Linked DNA regions of Homo sapiens: all the other regions are linked to region 3. The links are chromatin contacts, found by Hi-C or POLR2A ChIA-PET in ENCODE. All regions are on one chromosome and are shown on one strand. Each heading gives the region's core, a stretch centred on a gene start or an enhancer-like site at or near the end of the contact. The rest is flanking DNA. Distances are from core to core; before and after follow the strand shown.

What was found. A loop is a pair of places that touch in the nucleus more often than their neighbours do. ChIA-PET counts read pairs that join two places held with the same protein, here RNA polymerase II (POLR2A). Pooled maps may share reads with other maps.
Region 1: a pooled map shows a loop between it and region 3 (2.6-fold over the local background). The contact joins the enhancer-like site here to the promoter of SESTD1 in region 3. A Hi-C loop is called at or near these places in 2 of 37 single-sample maps with no recorded cell type and 2 of 50 pooled maps.
Region 2: a loop to region 3 is called in a pooled map, with 3 times the contacts of the local background. The contact joins the promoter of GPR155-DT here to the promoter of SESTD1 in region 3. A Hi-C loop is called at or near these places in 1 of 37 single-sample maps with no recorded cell type and 5 of 50 pooled maps. POLR2A ChIA-PET finds 5 or more read pairs at or near these places in 1 of 52 experiments (BJ).

Annotation. Positions count from the first base shown.
Region 1 is chr2:183,991,497-183,994,752 of GRCh38, forward strand. No RefSeq gene overlaps it. Among named protein-coding and RNA genes, the nearest start is that of MIR548AE1, 390 kb to the right of the region's middle. Within about 2 kb of position 1,660, at least 2 of the 41 ENCODE cell types and tissues checked have a DNase peak (open chromatin) inside an H3K27ac peak, as active enhancers do.
Region 2 is chr2:174,485,806-174,489,442 of GRCh38, forward strand. It overlaps GPR155-DT (GPR155 divergent transcript), which reads left to right and starts at 1,583. Exons shown (of 3, transcript NR_183819.1): 1 at 1,583-1,611; 2 at 2,230-3,109; 3 at 3,203-3,637. GPR155 (G protein-coupled receptor 155) reads right to left here and starts at 1,224. Exons shown (of 16, transcript NM_152529.7): 1 at 1,068-1,224. RefSeq lists silencers at 739-921, 1,185-1,364 and an enhancer at 775-844.
Region 3 is chr2:179,263,196-179,266,765 of GRCh38, forward strand. SESTD1 (SEC14 and spectrin domain containing 1) reads right to left here and starts at 1,637. Exons shown (of 18, transcript NM_178123.5): 1 at 1,304-1,637. RefSeq lists an enhancer at 369-438 and silencers at 767-930, 1,039-1,108, 1,119-1,738.

The sequences.
Region 1 (3,256 bases), core at 410-2,909, 4.7 Mb after region 3:
ATTCCTTGAAATATATTTTCCAGGTTGTTTACACTTCTATTTCTCTCAGATATGCCAATAATTTGTAGGTTTGGTAGCTTTACATACTTTTATATTTCTCAAAGACTTTTTTATTTTTTTAAATTCTTTTTATTTTTCTCTGAGTCTATCAGTTCAAAAGACCAATCTTCAAGCTCTGAGTGTCTTTCTTCTGCTTGGTCCATTCTATTGATGAAGCTTTTAATTTTTTGTTTGTTTGTTTTTGAGATGGCATTTTACTCTGTTGCCTAGGATGAAGTACAGGGGCAAGATCTTGGCTCACTGCAACCTCCACCTCCCAGGTTCAAGAGATGCTCCTGCCTCAGACTCCTGAGTAGCTGAGATTACAGGAATGCACCACTACGCCTGGCTAATTTTTAGTATTTTTAGTAGAGACAGGGTTTCATCATGTTGTCCAGGTTGGTCTCGAACTCCTGACCTCAGATGATCCACCTGCCTTGGCCTCCCAAAGTGCTGGGATTACAGGAGTGAGCCACAGCACCCAGCCTAAATTGTATTTTGAAATTCCTTAAGTGAGTTTTTTAAGCCTAGAAATTCTGATTCATTTCTTTTTAAGATGTTTATCTCTTCCTTCATTTCCTGGATTGCTTTAGGAGTGTCTTTGTTTGATTATCAACCTTGTCTTGGATCTCATTCAGCTTCCTTGCAATCCATGGCTTGAATTATTTGTCATTTCTGAGTTTCCATTTCAGTTAGGGTGCATTGCTGAAGAGCTAGTACAATCCTTTCTTGGTGTCACTGCATTCAGATCTTTCATTTGGCCAGAATTCTTGCACTGGTTTCTTCTCATCTGGAGATCCTGGCACCTCTAAGTTTTGTAATTATTTTTATGTGGGTAGGATTTTTTCTTTTTCTTCCTTTCCCTACAATGTTATTATTATTTTCTTCTTTCTCTTTCCTTTCCTCTCTATTTCTAGGAGTTGTAAGGCATGCTGGTAGGGTCTCTTGGCTTTGTTTCTATAGCGCTATGCATTTCTTTCAGCAGATTTTATATTAGGCTGTGGAGTTTGACATGTAAGCCCATGGATGGTGCTTATTGGTAAGAACAGACTGTGGCCAACGTGGCTGGGTATATACATAATCCTTATTTACTGGCAGCTCTCTGTTGCCTCAGGCATTGGGATGATTTGTGGAGTATACAGTAGTTTGAGCTCCCTGTTGTGCCCTAGGAGCAAGAGACTGAAGGGTGGGACCAAAACAGACAGGTTGACCTATGGGTCCCCCATGCCAGGCAGAGGCACCAGCAACAAGGGGAGAATCCAGTGAGTAGCCACCAAGCACCCAAAGGTGTACCTAGGTGTGGAGGTAGGAAGCCACCTACTTCAGCTCCAAGTTCTCTGCACAGGAGTAAGGGATGGCCTAGATTTCTAATCTAGTAGAGTGGGTGCTCCAGATGTCTGGAGATCTGCCTGGGCATGTAGCAGAGTGGGTCCTGCTGCACCAATATTTCTGCACAGGAGGGGCTGGGCAACTCAGACTGCTGATTCAGGTGATCTTGTGCTCCAAATGTCTCGAAATATGCCTTGGTTTGGAGTGGAGAAGGCCTCACTACACCATAATCTACATTTGGGAAAAGTGGGGCAGCTCAGGCTGCTGAATCAGGCAAACAGGTGCTTCACAAGTCTGGAGATCAGCCTGGGCATGGAGCAATGAGGGCCTCTTTGCATCAGAAACTCTGCACAGAAGGGTGGGGCAGGTCAGATTGCTGATCCAGATGAGCAGTTCTCTGAATGACTGGATTTCTGCCTGAGCGTGGAGCAGAAATGATCCCCCAGCACCAAGCAACTCAGGCTGCTGGACTAAACAAGCAGGTGCTCTGAATGCCTGGAAATCTGCCTGGTTGTGTAGTAGAAAGGATTCCCCTGTGGCTGGATCTCTGCACAGGAAGGGTGGGACAGCTCAGCATGCTGATTCAGTCAAGGTAGTACTCCAAATGTATAGGATCTGCCTGGGAATGGAATAGAGAGGGCCCCCCACACCACAATTTATGTCCAGGAATGGTAGTGTGGCTCAAGCTGCTGAACCAGGGTAACAGGTGTTATGGATGCCTTGATATCTGCCTGGGCATGGAGCATAGAGCCCCACTGCACAATCTATGTCCAGGAAGGGTTGGGTAGCTCAGGCTGCTGGTCCAGGCAAGAACATGGTCCAAATTCCTGGATTTCTCTCTGGGGGTAGAGCAGAGGGGAGCCTCTACTGCACCATGATTTCCAAGGAGCAGCATGGGCTACTCAGCAAAGTCACACACAGATGAGTTCCATGTCACCAAACTGGGCCTTGGTGCAAGTCTTGTTACCCAGGAGAAACCACAGCCGTAGGAGTTCTCTTCCTGCCCTAGGCCTGCTACAGGGAGGGCACAATTTTAGCCATACTGCTGAGGCACTTTCTGGCTGTGGAAGTCCCTACCCCACTCCAAAGCAGATACTCTAATCTCTGGTCTGAGACTAAAATGTTTGCACAGCCACACTGCCAGGTAACCAAGGAATGAATAATGAAATAATGAAAGCATCATTATCTGCAAGTAATGTGATTTTATATGTAAAAATTTCAAGACTCTACAGCAAAACTATTGAAATTGTTAAGTTAATGTATCAAGTTGCTGGGCTCCATTATGTATTACAATATGTTATATGTTTATACACCAGCAATAAATTTGGAACTTGAGAAAATAAGGTATTTTGATTTTGCCAAAAAATCAAAATATATAAATTACCTAAGAATAAATCTAATTAAACATGTACAAGACCTCTAAACCGAAAACTACAAAATATATTGGGGAGTAAAGTAGAAAAGTATCTTCATTATTTTGGGTTAAAAATTTTTCCTAAATGGGACAGAAAACTACTAATCATGAAGGAAAAAAATTACAAATTAAACTATGTGAAAATGAAAAACCTATACTTACCGAAAAATGTCATTTACTGAGCAAAAATGCAGGCCAGAGAATAAATGGAATTATTTGCAGTACATATACCCAATGAAGAAAGTTTTATATCCAGTGAAGAAAATGCAAATTACTCCTACAAGTGATTGAAAAGAAAGAAAAAGACCATCTGATAGAAAATGATTTCAAAAGTCTATAAGATGAAATAGAAAGTATGCATGAAGCACTGCTACTGCATACCAAAGTATAATGCTTATCTCAAAAAAAAAAACCACTAAGATTGCTTGGATTATGAGCTGAACGAGCTGCTTTTCTTCATGGAACACCATTTTC
Region 2 (3,637 bases), core at 333-2,832, 4.8 Mb before region 3:
GTTTTAAAAAAAAAATTACATCCAGCCTTTTTATCTATAAAAACAAAGCTTGTTACAGAACAAACACGTTCACAGTAAAAGACCACTCGCTGAGGCACGAACTGAAGAAATGCTACTGTACTTACAAACCGCTTCTAGCCACATCACATTTGGCTTAGATCACATAAACGAACCACTGATACTGTAAATAACTGCTATTAAGTGAAAATGCGGGGGGAAGGCGAGGGTTGACTAACTTCATAGAGAAAGCTTTAAACTCTCAGGCTATTTCTCAAACATCCAACATCCTTTATCCCGTGGGATAAGTGTAATACAGTGTGGTACTATTAGAGCACTCTTCAACATTAATAGTCGCACCATTCACCCACTCCTACCTACTTGCAGGGCGCCAAATGTCCTCCCTAGAGACCCAGGGTAGGGAGCGCTGAGCACTGCCTCCTTGCCTCGTCTGCAGGGACAGACTGTGGCCCTCCAAGATAAGGGGCGCAGAGAGTTCCTAACCGAATAGGCTGCTCGGAGAGCAGCTGCCAGCCAACCCCTGGGAAGGCAGCTGTGGAAGTGGAAAGGCAGCCAGGGGTCTTTGCCTGGCGTAAGAAAAAGGTGGTCGCTAGTCTTCCCAGGGCACGGGAGTCACAACGTCATGGTAACTAACATACCCCAAAAACGGGTAAGGGAGAAAATTTGGCGCAGTGCTCCAGGTGCCTGGGCAGAAGCCTTCGGAAGGGCCAGATACTGAGGGTACCCTCGGGATAAAGGGAAGAGTCTAAGAAAGACAGGGTGGACGCCCGTGCAGTGAGGAGCTTCCCAAACTAGGGATGGCAGTTCTGTCTCCGGAGGGGACGAGACACCCCCTCCCCCGCGCGAGCCTTCCCGGGTGATCTCACACGTTCCACAGGCAGGCGCTGCGGGGCAGAGACAGCAGGTCCAGACAACGGGCCGCGGGGCCAGGGCGCAGAGGGTCGGCGGCTGCCCACGTGCCCAGGCCTGAGGGGCAGAGGCAGGGGTACCCCGTGCCCGCAAGGGAGAACCAGGACCCAGCAGGTCCGCGCTCCAGGGGCCCCTCTCACCTGCTTCGTCTGCAACCTTGGAGTGGCGAGGAGAAGGGAGCTGGTGCTCGCAGGGTGCCAAGCAGGGAGAAGACCACCGTCATCTCCCGCCCCCAGCCCTCTTCGCCGAGCGCAACCGGGTGCCAGCTGCAGCAGCTTAGGCACGTTCCGATAAAGTAAGGTGGGGTAAGCCGATGCGGCCCTGTCAGCTCAGCCCCTCGCCGGCCGCGAGGCCCCGCCCCCGCCCCGCCTTCAGGCCCCGCTCCCTCCCAGCCCCGCCTTCAGACCCCGCCCCCAGCCCCGAACTTCCAGCAAGACGGGCCGCTTCCCGCCCTCGAGCCCCGCCCATTTCCAGGAGCCTTGAGCCCAGAGTCTCCGTCCCGCCCTCAGGCCCCACCCACAGCCTCGGGCCTCCGAGCCACACGTTCCCCAACCCCGCCTTCAGTCCCCGCCCCCTCCTCCAGCCTCGGAGCCCCAGGGTACCCGGCCCCGCCCTGCCGGCTGGGAGCCTCCCAGCCGCGATCCTCCGGGGCGGGACTTCCGGCTTCCCTGCTCCCACAAAATGGTAGCCGCCGTGGGGGATGTCCAGTTTTTTTTCCTCTTCCCAAGTACAGACGCAGAGCAGACTTGTCTTTCCGCTTAACCTCAACCTCGTGTGATCTGCCAGTTTCGCTCCCGGTTAGCCCAGGACTTTTTATAGCATAGAGTTTTAAAGCAAGGGCTTAGAATCAGACCTGGGTCAAAATCCTGCCTTCCACCTTCACCAAGGCAGTGTGACCTTGACGTTCCTACATAAGAGATTAAAATGTAAACCCTTAGCCCTGAGCTTGTTTTAGAATCTGGGCCCCGTCCATGACTGCTTCTATTCTATTGCGGTACGGGGGTGGGGTGGGGGTGGGGAACTACATGCATGTCCACTCAGTATACTGAAACTGGTTACATTGATGGAAAACTTCCAAAGCTTCTTGAAATAAAGGTATTGAAACTATCCTCACAGGGTTTATAAGAATTCTGGACAAAAATATAATTAAGCATTAATCAGGCTACACTTTGACCCACTTCCTTGTAACCCGAAAGTCGGGTAGAGCTAGATAGTACATTTGTATCCCGTTGTCCCTATAGATAGGCTTTCTGATGTTAAGAGTCGTAAGGCTTTTTAAGAATTGCTTAAAATGTTTTTCAGACGCCAAATTCCAGCGAAACAGCTGATGCCAGCCAGCTTGAAGACCCCTGCCACAGAAGAAGGGAATCAGCATGAGAATACAGCTTCTTCATCTCGCTGTCCCATGACTTCGCCCTGTACTCTTCAGCCAATTAATGATCTCCACACTTGGGACCACTCTAAAACCCTTAAGAACCTGAGACTCAAAGTCCTCCTGGAGACGAATTTGAGGTTTCCTCCTATCTGTGTTTGGTGGCCCTATGATTAAACCTCTTTCTCTTCTGCAACCTGGTGTCCCAGTGTATTAACTTGCCATGGGCATCAGACAACAAACCTATATATAGTATCCCAAATATGGTGCTCCACTTTGAAACCTGAAGAAATCCTGCAATTGAGTTAGCCTTTTGAAATAAAAATTATTTCAAATTTTAAAATATTTATATATGTTTCCACTTAAGATATCTACAAGCATTTGTTTACAACCTTTTATCTTGCTTTGCATCTTAAACATTTCTGTATGGCAATTTCCGTGTCTTCCTATCATCTCGGCCATCTTAGTGCAAAGATACAAAATTGTGTGGCTTATTAAGAAAAATTACAGTAAGCTAAGGGTAGGTTAAAGGATCTGAAACTTAGCAGGAAAAATGAGCAGAAATTAAAGCTATAAAAGGCATGGATCCTGCTCCAGTTCTCTTTGCTTCTCCTTTGTTCTCTGTCTTCCTCACTTTTAACTGCCTTCTTTGTTTCCCTTGAACCTGACTACTTAAAAAAAAAATTGAAGATCTAAATTATCTCAAGGCTAAAAGGATTTTTGTTTAGGAAGTATGAAGATTAATTCAATTAAATAAATACTTATTGAGCATTGACTATCAGGGGAATACTGGAAGATAGGCCTGCAGAGGTAAGTTACGGTCAACCTGTAGGAGGTTCCTTGGGTTAGTTTGAACCTTATCCTTTGGCCACAGTAAAACATGTAACTTTTCTTTCCCCACAGGAACATGTCAGAATGATCACACTATTTGTGGGTGTGTAATCTGGAAGCTGTACCATGATTAGTTGAAAGAGAGACTGAAGGCAAGAAAAACAGTGTGGTGACTTGGAGAAGAACCAAGACATAAGGAAATGAAGACCTACTCTTGGGTGATGACAGTAAAAATAATGGAATAGGCCTGAGAGACAGGAAAAGGGAGAACTGATGAGACTCAGTTACTGATAGGGCTAAAGAGGAGGAAGGACAGGGCAAGGTGGCTCACGCCTGTAATCCCAGCACTTTGGGAGGCAAGGCAGGAAGATCACTTGAGCCCAGGAATTCAAGACCAGCCTGAGCAACATGACAAAACCCCATCTCTACAAAAAATACAAAAATTAGGCTGGGCGCAGTGGCCCAGGCCTGTAATCCCAGCACTTTGGGAGGCCGAGGTGGGTGGAT
Region 3 (3,570 bases), core at 387-2,886:
GGCAAAGTATTACGTATAAAAGCTTCCTGGTCCTAGAACAAAGACGTATTTTACTGCTCAAAGCTAAAGGAATTAGTATTGTTAAACTAAAATAGCATACCAATGAAACCAGCTAGGTATTGGCATAACTTAACCAAGGTATGTAACCAAAGATAAATTGTACCTTATTATGCATTCTTCCTTGGGAGGAAAAATTCTCACATTAATAAGATTTAGCCAGCCAAAACAGAAAAAGTATATAGATATATGTGTGTCTGTGTATGTAGGTATGTATAAGGATTAGGATTTTGAGTGGCAATTTAAATTTGACGGTTTGCCAAGCTATGCTGGGATACATAGTGGGCATGCTTGACACAAGCAAAACGTGAAGTAAGAGACGACCTGTCAAACAGCTGCTATCTAGTTACTCCCTCGGCAGCACTCCCAACTTCTCCCGCGATGTCTGTGTGTAAGAGAAAGATGTCAAAGCACCAAGAAAACCACGGGGGCTGTCAGAGCAACAGCCAAGTCCAAACCGTGCATCCCAGGGTGAAATCCCACCCGTACCCTCAAGAGCTGGTCAGACTGCGGCTCTTTTCTAATATGAGTCTACCTAAAATAGAAAAATAAACACAACCACAGACCCTGGCCAACCCTCTCTCTCCTCCCCTTTGTGACTCTCCCAAACGCTGGAGGGATGTTAACCTCTGGCAGGCCCGTGGAAGCCAAGCCCCGCGACCTGAGGAGGCGTCCAGGAGCCTCGGCGCAGCCCTGGGGCCTCGAGCCCGTGTCCTCCACCCACCCGACAGGGCCGGTCACCGGTCACACAAAGGAGCCAGTCGCGGGCGCTGGACGCGGGACTCGCCCGAGAGCAGGGAGCCACATCTGGTTCCTGCACGCTGGCAAAAGAGACCCGCTGGAAAATAAGGACTAACGCCCAAACCTGTTGCACAATTCGGGTCCCTTTCACCCAGAAATGAACAAGGGCGCTCAGGAACGGAAAAGCGCGCGGCCCGGTCTCTGCGGGCCGCGGCCGCACCCGGCAGACGGCGCGGAGGCAAAGGCGGCCCGCAGGGCTCCCACCTCCGGCGCTTTGTCTGTGGCGGCAAGGCGGTGGGGGCGGTCGGGGCGTTGGGAGCAGAGGCGGTGGCGGGGCGGGGGCGCCCCTCCTTCACTGCGTAGCCCCTCCGCCCCGCGGCCCGCGCAGGGGAAGAAAGCCGGGCCCGCTACCGCCGCCGCCGCCGACTGCACCGGCCCAAGCCGGCCACCCGGCCGCGGGGCCTGCGCGCTTCTCCCGCCCGGGCCGAGCGGCGGCCACACTCACCTGGCTGGCGCTGACGCTAGCGGCCGGCGGCTCCGGGGCGTTGGGGAAGACAGGGGAACGCTAGCGAGGTGCGGGCGGAGGCGGAGGGCGCGGCGGGAGGAAGGCGGGCTGGGGGCGGAGCGGGCCCGGGCGGCGGCGGCAGCAGCGGCGACGGCTGCGGCTCCAGTCACTCGCGGCAAATCGCGTCCCGGCCCCTCCGTGCGTCAGGCGGGGAGCGGGGGTGCGGGTGGCCCGGCGACCTCTCGGCACCCGCGGCCCGAGCCGCGTCCGCGCGACCCCGCGCGCGCCCGGGTGACGGCGGTACAGCAACCCGCCCGGCGCGGGAAGGAGGAAGGAGGCGGGGCGGGGCGGGGCGTCCAACCGGGCCTGGGGCTGAGGGCTGGGCGCGAGTGGGACTCTGGCGCTCCGGACGGACCCTGCCGTCCCCACCCCTAGCCGAGGCCCAGGCTCCCCAGGCGGGAGGCAGTCTTGGAGAGTGGAAGGGTACCTAGATCTGGAGTCAGAAGTCTGGGCTTAAGAGAGGGTCCGTTACTTGACACCCTGGCAGGTCATTTATTTCCTCTGGCCTCATGCTGGAGTTCGAAGGTTCGAGTACAAAGTCTCCAAGAGCTGCTCCCAAGTACTCACTGCCAAGCGGTGGTGTGGCTGAAGGATGAAGGCAGATGAAAGGGAAAGGGTTGCGGTGAGGAAGGGCTGGATTCAGGGCATTTGTTTTGCTTTGAGGATCTTTCCACTGGACAGTCCAAAATTAATCCACAATGGGGCTCCCTGATAATGGCTACTTCCCCATTTTTACCAACCTAGTTATTTTTCTCCAAGTATACTGACTTAAGAGTCCTTGTTTTCATTTTATTGCGCAAATCATTTGTATGTCATTTCCTGAATTCAGTTCAAAAGAGTCATCAGCAAATTCACACCAGATCAGAGCAGCTGTGTGGTCCCAATTTCAAGACTTCCATATTATTCACTCAGCCACTCACTTCAGTATCACCTAATTCCGTTGATAAAATCTTCCTATTCCAACAACTAAGCAACCAAATTTCTCTCCACTAAAGTTTTCTGACTTAAAATCCCGTGGATTAATTCTTCCTCTTAATTCTGTGAATATCAGTCTGTCTCCATGACTTCCACCTCTTTGCCACTCTAGGTCAAGCCTTTAACTTCACTGCTGCTTCAGTTCCATATAACTGCCAGAGAGAATGCTCCAAAAAGACAGAGCTAAGCATGAAACGTCCCTCTTTAAAATCATTCAAAGTCTCTCCACCTGGTTGAATCAGGTTCAAACTCATTACCATGGTTTACAAAGCCATTTAAAATCTGATCTATTGACCTCCTTGGCTCCAGCTTCAACTCCTAATATATCTACGTATCACACAAATTCAACAGACTTTGTCTTTGTGCCCTTGTAGTTTTCCCCCACCTGAAATCCATCCCTCATTTAACCAGTTGAACTCCTATTGTCCTTCAAGATAATGAAGATAATGCATCCCTTCCTCCTTGGAATCTTCCCTGACATCATCTCCTTTCACCACATCTGTATCCTTACCCCACACATTTACAATGAATTAAATACTCTTTTTCTCTCTGCTTTCATAAAATCGTCTATCTACAGTATTCCCTATGATAATCTTTAATACTTGCTTTTTTCCTGTTGCTTTGCTTGGTGGCCTTTTCTTCCTAGACTGTGTGTTCCTTAAAAGGACAGGGATTTTGTCTAGTTCATTTTTTTTGCTCCCCAGAACATAGCACAGTGCTCAGCACAAAAAAGGTTCTCTTTAACTGTTTGCTGAAGCGTTGAAATAATTTTCCATCCCAACAAATAGATGTTGAGCATCTACTCAACGAAAAGAAAATACAGGGAAGTCCACAGTCCCAGCCTTTTTTAGCCTTCCGTGGTATTCTGTTTTTCCCTTCTCTACTATGTGGCATTCTCTGCTTATCATTTTAAACTCTCTCCAACTACCATTCACATTCTTTGCTTATCCTAGTAAAACAAGAGCATGCCAAGCAATCCATTATAATAATTCACAAAATATCCCTGCCCTTCCTCTTTACATACTTCTGGTTCCACATTGTATTACCTAGGTGTTAGATAAGAGGTAACTGCTATAATGGAAAAAACATTAAACTATAAATTCAGAGAATGAAATTTGGATGCTACGTTTTCCAATAACTACTGAATGAACTTAGCTCAATCACTTATAGTCATGAGGCTTTACTTCTGGAGTTTCTTTGGCTCTATGATTAGCATTTGTTTTTAATATTTT